Regions from separate parts of the Homo sapiens genome. Here region 2 is linked to region 1. A link is a loop called in an ENCODE intact Hi-C map of the cell type or tissue named here. Cell type or tissue: PC-9. All regions are shown on one strand. Links, peaks and the distances in the headings refer to the core of each region. The heading gives the core; the rest is flanking DNA.

Region 1 (5,374 bases), core at 241-5,240:
GAAGGAGGAGAAAGATCTGGCATGGCCCAGAGGTAGTGCTAGGACCAGCTGCCAAAGACAGACACAATGACTGATGGCTTCTACAGCTCCTCAGTTGGGGGAGAGGGTAAGAAAAATCTTCATTTGTGTGGAGGATGCTTGCAGCTTGTTAGACAGAAGCTTAAGTTGCCTTGCTGTTGGAGAGATGTGCAAATAGGAGAAGAAGGGTGCGTACAGAGGCTGCACAGCCCAAGGGGTGTGCGTGACCCTGGCCTCTCCATGTCACAGCTGCCCTTGCACACTGGGCGTTCTTGGCGCCTGGCTGGCTCGCACAGGGGATGCTGGAGGGGACTGCGGGGCTGGATGGGGAAGGTTTTGTCCCTCGATCCTGTTCTGGCCATGCTCCTACTGCTGCTGCTGCTCCTACGGCTGCTGCTGCTGCTCCTTTCTTTTTCTTTCCTTCCCATAGCAGAAAGGATCTTGCCTATGATTTTCCCAACCCTCACGAACCAGGGACCCTGTGTCCCCCACCCCCAAGAGACACCCCCCAGCTAGCCAGCCAGCCAGCGCTTCCTCCTTGGAAGTCTCAGTTTACGCCCTGTGGGCTGCACTTCCTGGCTTCCTTGCTGTTATGGTGGCAGCCTCACCTCCGTGGGAGTGGCTGAGTCCTGCTGTTGTTGTCTTCATGACGTCTGAGTTCTCACCGTGCGTGGATCAGCTGGGGAGAAGTCACTGGCACCCAGCTAGCATCCCTTCTGTATTCTTCTCTATTAAATTCTGGCTGCCGAAATACCCGTGTGGTTTCTGTCTCCTGACGGCTCCTTAGCAGCATGCCAGGTGTTGTGATGGGGCCATAAGCCGCATGTTCTGGAAGAACTGTGGAAGAAGCAGTTCACTCTAACAGGGTCCCCAGAGGAGGGGCTTTCATGACACGCCGGGGAAAGAGGGGCTGTTCGAGGTGGGCAGTTCATCCTGCCGTCCCTCCTTAACACAGGTCAGACCAGCACTGCCCTCCTGTAGGCAGGTTGCTCTGGAAGTTTCCCAGCTGGGCCCCTGCAGGGGTCGTGCTGTGTCCTGGGCCGCCGAGCAACCCAGCCTGGCTAACGGGTGAGGAAACTGGCTCGGCCCAGGTCTCTAGGGACAGAGGGCCTCCAGTCACCCTCCAACTCCACTCTGGCCCTGTGATTTCAGACTCTCACTATCCCCTATCCTGTGCACCCTGGTAAACACCATCTACATTCCCAGGAGGATCGTGGATCACCAGCAGGTACCAGATTCTAGAAGAGACAAGGAAGGACCCTCCCCTAGAGCCTCCAGAGGAAGCAGCCCTGTGACACCTTGATTTTCAACTTCTGGCCTCCAGCCGGGCATGGTGGCTCACATCTGCAATCCCAGCAGTTCGGGAGGCCAAGGCAGGTGGATCACTTGTGGTCAGGAGTTCAAGACCAGCCTGGCCAACAGGGTGAAACCCCGTATCTACTAAAAATACAAAAATTAGCCAGATACGGAGTCCTGAGGGACACCATCCAAAGCTGCCTGCAGAGATGGGACAAGCGCGTGCGGTGACAAATGGAGTCATTCTCAGAAGCTGAGAGCAGAAGGCTGGCAAGCCTTCTATTTGTTCTGTAAGAAGATGTACCCAGCTTCCAAGAAGGCATCTCTCCAGGAAAGACCTCGGATATAGATACGTCCTAAATCTTTGCTTCTGCCTGCATTTTCTCCAAAACCTCCATTCAATTTCCATTGTCAGTACCTGTGTCTTTCATTTTCCTGGCAGCAGCTGTGCCTGGCTTCTTCAGAGTCATTAGAAAAGGCCCCTGCCTCCTTCCCTGGGCTATTCCACATCAGTCCGTCCCCAGGGTTTCACTGATGAGGTTTGGAAAGCTGAGGCCACTGCCTGGCTGATGGGGAGAGCTTGAGAGGCTGTTTTTCTGCCTTTCTCAGGTCCCTGGAAACCTGAATTTATGCAACACGTTCTTTTTGGTTGGGAAAAAAAAAAAAGAGAAAACTCCTCATTGATCATCAAGTCTGGGTAGCAGACCAGGCAAAATTGTGAAATAGAACATTGTTAAATATTTTTATCTGCGCTGGGTGGCCACTTCTCCCTTTTGTTCTTTGGTTTTCCAGTTGTGATAAACAGAGCGCACATTTTTATTCCTTGGTCTGTTCTCTAGAAATGGCTCTTGGCTTGTAGCAATCAGGGCTAATTCGTAGTGAGGGCCTCCTGTGCATAGGAACTTTTCATGCTTGTTTTCTTTTTCCTCCTCGAAGCTTGTTTTAGTTTCCTAGAGCTGCCAGAACAAATGGGAACCACAAACTCGGAGGCTTGAAACAACAGAAATCTATTAGTGTCACAGTTCTGGAGGCCAGTTTTTTGTTTGTTTGTCTGAAATGGAGTCTCCCAGGCTGGAGTGCAATGGCACAATCTCGGCCCACTGCAACCTCTGCCTCCCGGGTTCAATCGATTCTCCTGCCTCAGCCTCCTGAGTAGCTGGGATTACAGGCATGTGTCACCATATCTGGCTAATTTTTGTATTTTTAGTAGAGACGGGGTTTCACCATGTTGGCCAGGCTGGTCTCAAACTCCTGACCACAAGTGATCCACCTGCCTCAGCCTCCCGAACTGCTGGGATTGCAGGTGTGAGCCACCACGCCCGGCTGGAGGCCAGAAGTCGAAAATCAAGGTGTCACAGGGCTGGTTCCTCTGGAGGCTCTAGGGGAGGGTCCTTCCTTGTCTCTTCTGGGATCTGGTACCTGCTGGTGATCCACGATGCTCCTGGGAATGTAGATGCATCACCCCAGTGTCTGCTCTGTGTTTCCATCACATCCCCTCCGTGTCCTCTGCCCTTCCCTTCTCTTCTCTCATGAGGACGCTGGAGGTACAGCCGCTCCCATGCAGAATAACCTCAGCATTTCCTTAATCACATCTGCAAAGACCCTTTTTCCAAACAAGGCCGCACACACAGGTCCTGGGTGGATGTACCCTCTGCGGGAAGTCACCACGCAACCCACCACGCGGCCCTTTGGAGCGGATTCTGTGGCCACATCACTGAACTGATGACAAACAGAACAAGCACGTTTGGGGAGGTCGAGTGACTGGCTGGTGAGCAGCTATGCTGGAATTTGGGGCTGGGCACGTCCAGGCTGACATGACTCATTCCTGGTGCTCCCTCTGGCTGGCGTTCCTGCTGGAGCTTCATACTTCCTCACTGTGTCACGTCCCCCAGTGTTGGGCTGGGCTCTGAGCTCTGGATCAGCGTGGCTGCTGCCGCAGAACAAGCCACGCTTTACCCTGCATCCGCTTAAATGTCACCTTGTCAGGCAGGACTTTCCTGTCCCCCGTCCCTACACTAACATTAAATTCACTTCCTGACCTCGCGTAGGAGTGCCCTGGGGATGCTGCAACAAAGGACCACAAACTTAGTAGCTTCAAACAAGACATTTATTCTGTAGCAATTCTGAAAGTCTGGAGTCTCACTGGGCTAAAATCAAGGGGTCATCAGGGTTGGGTTCTGCTGGAGGCTCCGGGGAGAACTTGTTTCCTTGCCTTGTCTGGCTTCTAGCGGCCGCCTGTGGTCCTTGGCTCGGCTCGTGGTCCCTACCTGCGAGGCCAAACTAGCTGCGTAGCATCTTCCAGTCTCTGTCCCATGCTGAATAGACTTCCACTTGTGTTGCCACATCTCCTACCCACAGGGACCCCGCCTCCCTATCCTAAGGACTCTGTGATGACACCGTGCCCATCCAAATAATCCAGGATCATCTCCCCGCCTCAAGGCCCTAGTCACATCTACATGGCCCCTTTTTCCACATCAGGTAAGATATTCGCAGGCTCCCGGGATTGGACACTTCACTGGGAGGCCGTACCCTGCCTACCGCACCCAGCTTTCTTTACATCCCTGGTGGTCCCCAGCATATTGATTATTTACTTCTATTGCTGATGTCTCCCCACTGGAAGGTCAGCTTCCTGAGGGCAGGGGTGTGGCTAGTTCCCTGCTGCATCTTCAGACTGTGTCTGGCATACAGCAGGCACTCAATAAATACTTGTTTAATGAACGAAATGGCATAAGACTGCTACTGAAATGTGGGTCTCACGGAGTGACTTAGAAGATGTTCTCTTCTGAATTGGAGCCACCATAGGCTCAAAGAAACTTTTTTTAAAGGCTGAATCTGAAAGCAATTATATCACAGGATTCTAAAAATGCCTATTTTAAACTGTTGACATAATGCCCACGACCAAAACCTCAGTGTCCCGGAGAACATCGGCAGGTGCCGAAGGGCATCTGAAATGCTGTAACTTGAAGCAGCTCGTCCATGAAGCCTGGCCTGTGGGCTGCCCCTACAGCCGTGCCTGTGGTGCCCACACCAGACCAGGGGATGCTCTCACAGGACCAGGGGATGCCGTCCACCTCTAAGCGAGGTGTGACTGGGTCCTTGGATGGGGAAACACAGCAGACCTGCCTATTTCTGAGACTGTTTTAAGCAAAGCCTAGGGCTCTGGCCTCCTCCTTTTATACAACAGAGACCTGCACCTTCCATCTGGGAGAGGAAGCAGAGGCAGTCAGGTGGCCACATCCCTCCTCAGAACCAGAAACCACTGGTCCAAACCCTCTGGCCCCTTGTTCACTAAGAAACAACACCCACTTCTCTGAATTTTCTGACTCTTCTTACATCTCTCTCTAAAGTAAGCTTGCCAGCAAAAAAAATGTTTAAGATAAGTATGTCCCAAATATAGCATGGGATATACTTACACTAAAACATTTATCCATTGCTTACTTGAAATTCATATTGCCTGTGAATCCTGCATTTAAAAAGATTCAACTACAGCTCATCCTTGTTTTAAGAGCAGTTTAATGTGCACAGCTAAATTGAGCAGAAAGAGAGTTCCCATATACCCCCGCCTCCGCACATGTACAGCCTCCCCCATTGCCAACATTCCTACCAGAGTGGTGCATTGGTTACAACTGATGAACCTACATGGACACATCGTCACTTAAAGTCCATAGTTTACATTAGGGATCACTCTCAGGGTTGCACATTCTGTGGGTTTGGACAAACGTTACAATGACATGTCTTCACCATTACAGTATTAAACAGAATCATTACACTGCCCTAAAGATCTCCTGAAGCCAGGCGCAGTGGCTCATGCATGTAATTCCAGCACTTTGAGAGACTTGAGAAGGGAGGATCACTTGAGCCCAGGAGTTCAAGAACAACCTGGGCAACATAGTGAGACCCCCATCTCCACAAAAAAAGAAAAATTAGCCAAGTGTAGTGGTGCATGCCTATGGTCCCAGCTACTCAGGAGGCTGAGGTGGGAGGATCCCTTGAACCCAGGAGTCTGAGGCTGCATGAGCCAAGCCCTGATACCGCCACTGCACTTCAGCCTGGGCAACAG
Region 2 (5,374 bases), core at 306-5,305, 59 kb after region 1:
CTTTGTGAAAACTTTTAAAATTATTGATTGGATCTCTGCTTGTCATAGGTCTTTTTAGATTTTCTGTTTCTTCTTGAGTCAAGTTTGTTAGTTTGTGTCCCACCAGAAATGTGTCCACTTCATGTGAGTTTCTCTAATGTGGTTGCTATGTAGTTGTTTGTAGCACCGTCTCATTATTATTATTGTTATTATTTTTTTGAGACAGAGTCTTGCTCTGTTGCCTAGGCTGGAGTGCAGTGGCGTGATCTCAGCTCACTGCAAGCTCCGCCTCCCGGGCTTACACCATTCTCTTGACTCAGCCTCCCGAGTAGCTGGCACTACAGGCGCCCACCACCAGGCCCAACTAATTTTTTTGTATTTTTAGTAGAGACGGGGTTTCACCGTGCTAGCCAGGATGGTCTTGATCTCCTGACCTCGTGATCCGCCCGCCTCAGCCTCCCAAAGTTCTGGGATTACAGGCATCAGCCACCACGCCCGGCCTGACTCCTTTTAATTCTGTAAGTTGGTAATAATGTCCCTTCTTTCATTCCTGAGTTTGGTAATTTGAGTCTTCCCTTCTTTTCTTGATCATTTCAGCTCAGGTTTGTAAATTTCGTTGATCTTTTCAAATAACCAACTTGTAGTTTCATTGATTTTCTTTATTGCTTTTCTAGCTTAGATTTCATTAACTTCAGCCCTAACCTTTATTATTTCCTTCCTTCTGCTAGCTCAGTTTCAGTTTCCCGTTCTTTTTCTGACTCTCACAAGGTGGAAGGTTTTGGTTATTGATTTGAGATTTTTCTTCTTTTTAACATAGACATTTACAGATCTGAATTTCCTTTAAGTACTGCTTTAGTTGTATTCCATAAGTTTTGATGTGTTTTGTCTTCTTTTTCACTCGTTTCAAAGTGTTTTCCAATTTCCCCGTGGTTTATTCTCTGACCCATTGGCTATTTAGATGTCTGTTTAATTTCCACATATTTGTGCATTTGTAAAATAAATTTCGAATTTCATTCTATTGTGGTTGGAGAACATTATTTGTATAATTTCAGTCCTGCTGATGTTTAATGAGGCTGTTTTATAGCCGGGCATGAGGCCTCTCCTGGAGAATGTTCCACGTGCCCTTGAGAAGAATGAGTATTCTGCCGTCTTTTGTGGCATGTGCTGCAGGTGTCTGCTAGGCTGCTCTAGACTCTGGGATACAACAGTGAACCAGACAGACAAATATTTCTGCCCTTGTAGGGTCGACATCCTCGCCAGGGGAGCAAACAATAATTAAAGGAGATCATAAATAAGCAGTGATGTAGTGTGGGAGGAAAGGAGAGCTTGCTGGTGGGGGCTGGGAGCCAGGGGGGCTGCTGTTTTAGCAGGATGGTCGGGGTGAGCTGCATTGAGGTAGCGGTCCTTGAGCAAACACTTAAAGGAGGTAAAGGAAGCGGTGTGTGATACAGGAAGAGTTCAGTGGAAATTGAGAGCACTTTTTTTCCCAATGCACATTTTATAAATTGTGCAAAATACCTATAACATAAAAAGTTACCCTTTTCACCATTTTTAGGTGTGTAGTTCTGAGGCATTAAGGATGCTCATCGTGCTCTGCAGCCATCGTCACCATGTATCTGTAGAACTCTTCAGCTTGCAGAACTGAAACTACGTCCCCACTAAACACTAGCAAACCAGCCCCCTTCTCCCAGCCCCTGGCGACCACCAGTCTGTTTTCTGTCTCTTTGACTTCTGTAGGGACCTCATCCAAGTGGAATCATGCAGTGTTTGTCTTTTTGAGTCTGGCTTAATTCACTCAGCATAATGTTCTCAAGCCTCATCCATGTTGTAGCGTGTGTCAGAATTTCCTTCCTTTTTGTGGCTGAGTAATATTCCATTGTGTGGATGGGCCACATTTTGTTTATACATTCATCCATCCTTGAGGACCTGGGTGGCTTCACCCTCTGGCTGTTGTGAATAATGCTACTGCGAACATGGTTGTGCAAGTATCTTGAGTCCTTGCTTTTAGAAAACACCTTCAAAAGCAGCGTCCAGCCCCAGGCCCGTCTGGTCTTGAGATACTAAAGCTGAGATCTTTTACCCACTCGCTCCAGCCTAGGCTGCTTTCTCACAGAAGGAGGCCCCACCTTTCTTCATGGGTCTCAGGAGAAAGTAGGGGTGACCCTGAGTGTGGGAGAAATTGTGGGACATGACTCCTTCCCATGTCTGGTGTCTTCCAGTGAGGCAAGGTGCTGCTCCCTGGGAACCTGGTGGGGGTGTCTCATCTTTGTGGGTTCAGCCCCAGCCTAGAGCTGGATCCCAAGAAAAACAGGGACCAGAGACAGTAGCAGGGGGGAGAGTGTCTCCTGCAAAATGTAGCTGATTAACTGATTAGATGCTTTCCGGTTGCCTCATGATCTTAAACGCAGGCTGATTGTGCAATGGGTCATTTGCTGATCTCATATGCAGTTGCTGGCGAAGGTACGTGTTTGTTTGTCCCATGGGGCCTTGGGTCGCCTGTGTGGGGCAGGGGAAGCGGGGCTTCCGGGCACTTCCCGCTCGCTGGAAGCTTTGCCTTGATGTTTCCTTAATAGTCACTTAAAAAAATCCACCCTGAGTTGATCATGTAGCTCAGTTTATACATTCTATGGAATGGTTAACCGCATTTTATTCTTTCTCTTCCTGTTGACATTTGGGTTGTTTTCAGGATCTTGTTCTTTCAGACTGTGCTGCAGGGAACATTCTTCTATGCAGGGCTGGCGGGGCTTCCCCGGGTACCTCCTTAGAGGAGAAGTTGCCTAGCCCGGGGCTTTCACCGTGCACAGAGCTAGCTTTCACCAGTGTTCTCAAATTGCTTTCCCAGGGGTTGTACCAAGTTACAATCCCACCCACATGGTGTGAGAACTCCCTGGGCCCCTCCTCCTCAGCAAGACTTGGTATTTCCTGATATTTACCAGTCTAATGCGTGGGAAATGGTGTCTCCTTTTAACTTGCATTTTCTCTGATTCATAGAAAGCTGCTCCCAGTTCCGGTTCATCGACCACTCAGCTTTCCATTTTCTGAATGGACCTCCGTGGCTCAAGCAATCCTCTCACCTCAGCCTCCCAAGGAGTTGGGACCACAGACACACAGACTACAGGTGCACACCACCACACCTGGCTAATTGTTTTTTTAGAGGGGTCTCCCTGTGTTGCCCAGGCTGGCCTCAAACTCCTGAGCTCAAGCGATCCTCCCACCTCAGCCTCCCAAAGTGTTGGTATTTACAGGCATGAGCCCCCATGCCCAGCCCATTTTATTTTTTTGATGTGTCTCCTAGGAAATTTAAAATTACATTTGTGACTCCAATTATATTGCTATGGGGCAGCCTGGATTTGTAACCTTCATTCTCTAGGGGCTGGGGTCTGCCCCTTCTTGCTTGGCCCCCTGGCCTGCAGTGTCCCCGCCTCCACCGCCACCTTCTCACCCTTGAAGGGAGCCCCCTTCCTGCTGATGTGCTTCCTTTGAGTTAGCAGCAAAGACTCTGTTTGGAGGAACAGGAGAGGGGCTAGGGAGAGAAGATGGACTAGGACAGCTTGTCACGGCTTGTCACTCAGAGAGACCCGAGTGTGGGCAGGACCCCAGAGCTCATTGAGAATTAATCAGGGTTCTGCACTGCTGGCTCTGGAAAGTCCAGGTCCAAACCTCTTGGAGAACAATGGACCTCGGGAGAAGATACACCGTGTCTGGGTCCCGCAGCGGGTTTTCAGCAGGTTTTATGCTGGATCCGAGAATCCCTATCCTGACAAGCCTCCAAGTACCCCGTGGCAGGCTCTTTGTAGACCAAGCCTGGTTAAATAGCTTCTGGAGTTCATTCTCCCGAAGAACGAGGTTCTTACCAGAAGCAGTCTAGAATTAGTATCATATTACTATTGAACATTCATGGAGACCCTTGGATATTCAGACGGCTTTCTGGCCACTGCCTGGTGTTTGCCCAGCTCCCGGGGATGTGTGGTTGCCTGAGACACCTGGCAGACGCCCTGCGAGACGTAGCCTGTGCCTGGTGGGCTTAGTGGCCTGGGGTGGGTTGGGTGATTTTCTGAACGAAAGGAAATGCCTCTGAGGTCACAGACCATCCAGCCAGCTGCAGGACACTCCACATGTAGAGGCAAAAATGACTTCTTGGCCAGGTATGGTGGCTCATGCCTGTAGTCCCAGCACCCTGGGAGGCCGATGTGGGTAGGTGGCTTGCTTAAGAGCAGTTTGAGACCAGCCTGGGCAATACAGCAAAACCCTGTCTCTAGAAAACAAGACAAAACAAAAAACAAGTATTAGCTGGGCATGGTGGTGTGTGCCTGTAGTCCCAGCTTCTCGGGAGGCTGATGTGGAAGGATCACCTGAGCCTGGAAAGGTCGAGGCTGCTGTGAGCTGAGATGGTGCCAATGCACTCCAGCCTGGGCAGCATAGTGAGGCCCTGTCTCAAAAAAAAAAATTTTTTTACCATTAACAGTGCAGTAATAACATAGAGTGACCTGTATCTTTGTAGGTAGCTTAGTCAGTCATCATCATTATCATTATTAACGTATTATCTGCAGACATTGTTGGAGGACATTTCAGTACCTGCTGTGAGCCAGGAGCTTTGTGCATATGGTCTCATGGAATCACCAGTTGCTCTCTGGGAGTATTTTAATGCCCATTTCACCGAAGGGGAAACTGAGCTCCAGAGAGGTGCATTGGCTGGGGCTTTGAGCCCATGTAGCATGTTGCGTGTTACAACCAGTAGAACAGAAAGGGATGGGAGCATTTAATCTCCTTCACTCCAGTGAGTCCTCCCTCTTGGCCTGCCTGGCGGCCCCTCCCGGTCATCTGTTGACAGCCAGTCCTTGCTCAAGACCCCTGAGCATTTGTGAACAAAATGCTTGTGAAACCGTGAGTTGGGTTCCCCGGGTCCCCTTATTTCTTTCTCTATACTTTGTCTCTGTGTCTTTTTCTTTTCCAAATCTCTCGTCCCACCTTACGAGAAACACCCACAGGTGTGTAGGGGCAACCCACCCCTACATCTTCCCATGAATGAAGTCTGTCCCTGTGACTGTGTGTCTGGACAGCTCCTCTTCTGGGGAGAGTCCTCTGTGGCAGGTGCAGTCAGCATAGGGACAGAGAGGACACAGAGGGCCCCAGCTCTTCAACGCTTCTGCTGATTGACTCGAGCAAGCTCTGGCCACAGACAGTGCATTTGCCCAGCAGAGTTGAGTGTCACTGTGTTTCAGCACACTGTTCTCTAGGCTGTGGTGATGGGTGATCTGCCTGGAGAATTTGGGCCACAGAGGGAGCATAGCACTGGCCAGGAGGGGCCTCTGGCCTCTCCGCTCTTACCTCGACATCTTTGGGCTTTGGGGAGTGTTGGGTTCATTTTCCTTGCTTCAGTAAGTGGTACGTTGCG

The links. Peaks named below come from ENCODE experiments on the same cell type or tissue, not always from the same donor. Only the 100,000 strongest peaks of a DNase experiment are listed, where the experiment ranks them.
Region 2: it touches region 1 in a loop (5-fold over the local background); 11 of 110 quality-filtered maps call a loop at or near these places.

Annotation. Positions count from the first base shown.
Region 1 is chr11:71,297,266-71,302,639 of GRCh38, reverse strand. No RefSeq gene overlaps it. Among named protein-coding and RNA genes, the nearest start is that of SHANK2, 47 kb to the right of the region's middle. RefSeq lists enhancers at 796-1,453, 2,538-3,737. In PC-9, for the core only: no CTCF peak of the experiment used is centred there; a DNase peak (open chromatin) is centred at 3,189; H3K27ac peaks cover 2,663 bases.
Region 2 is chr11:71,238,519-71,243,892 of GRCh38, reverse strand. The region is part of intron 1 of SHANK2 (SH3 and multiple ankyrin repeat domains 2); the gene reads left to right. Among named protein-coding and RNA genes, the nearest start is that of SHANK2, 11 kb to the left of the region's middle. In PC-9, for the core only: no CTCF peak of the experiment used is centred there; DNase peaks (open chromatin) are centred at 2,442 and 2,802; H3K4me3 peaks cover 1,558 bases; H3K27ac peaks cover 2,887 bases.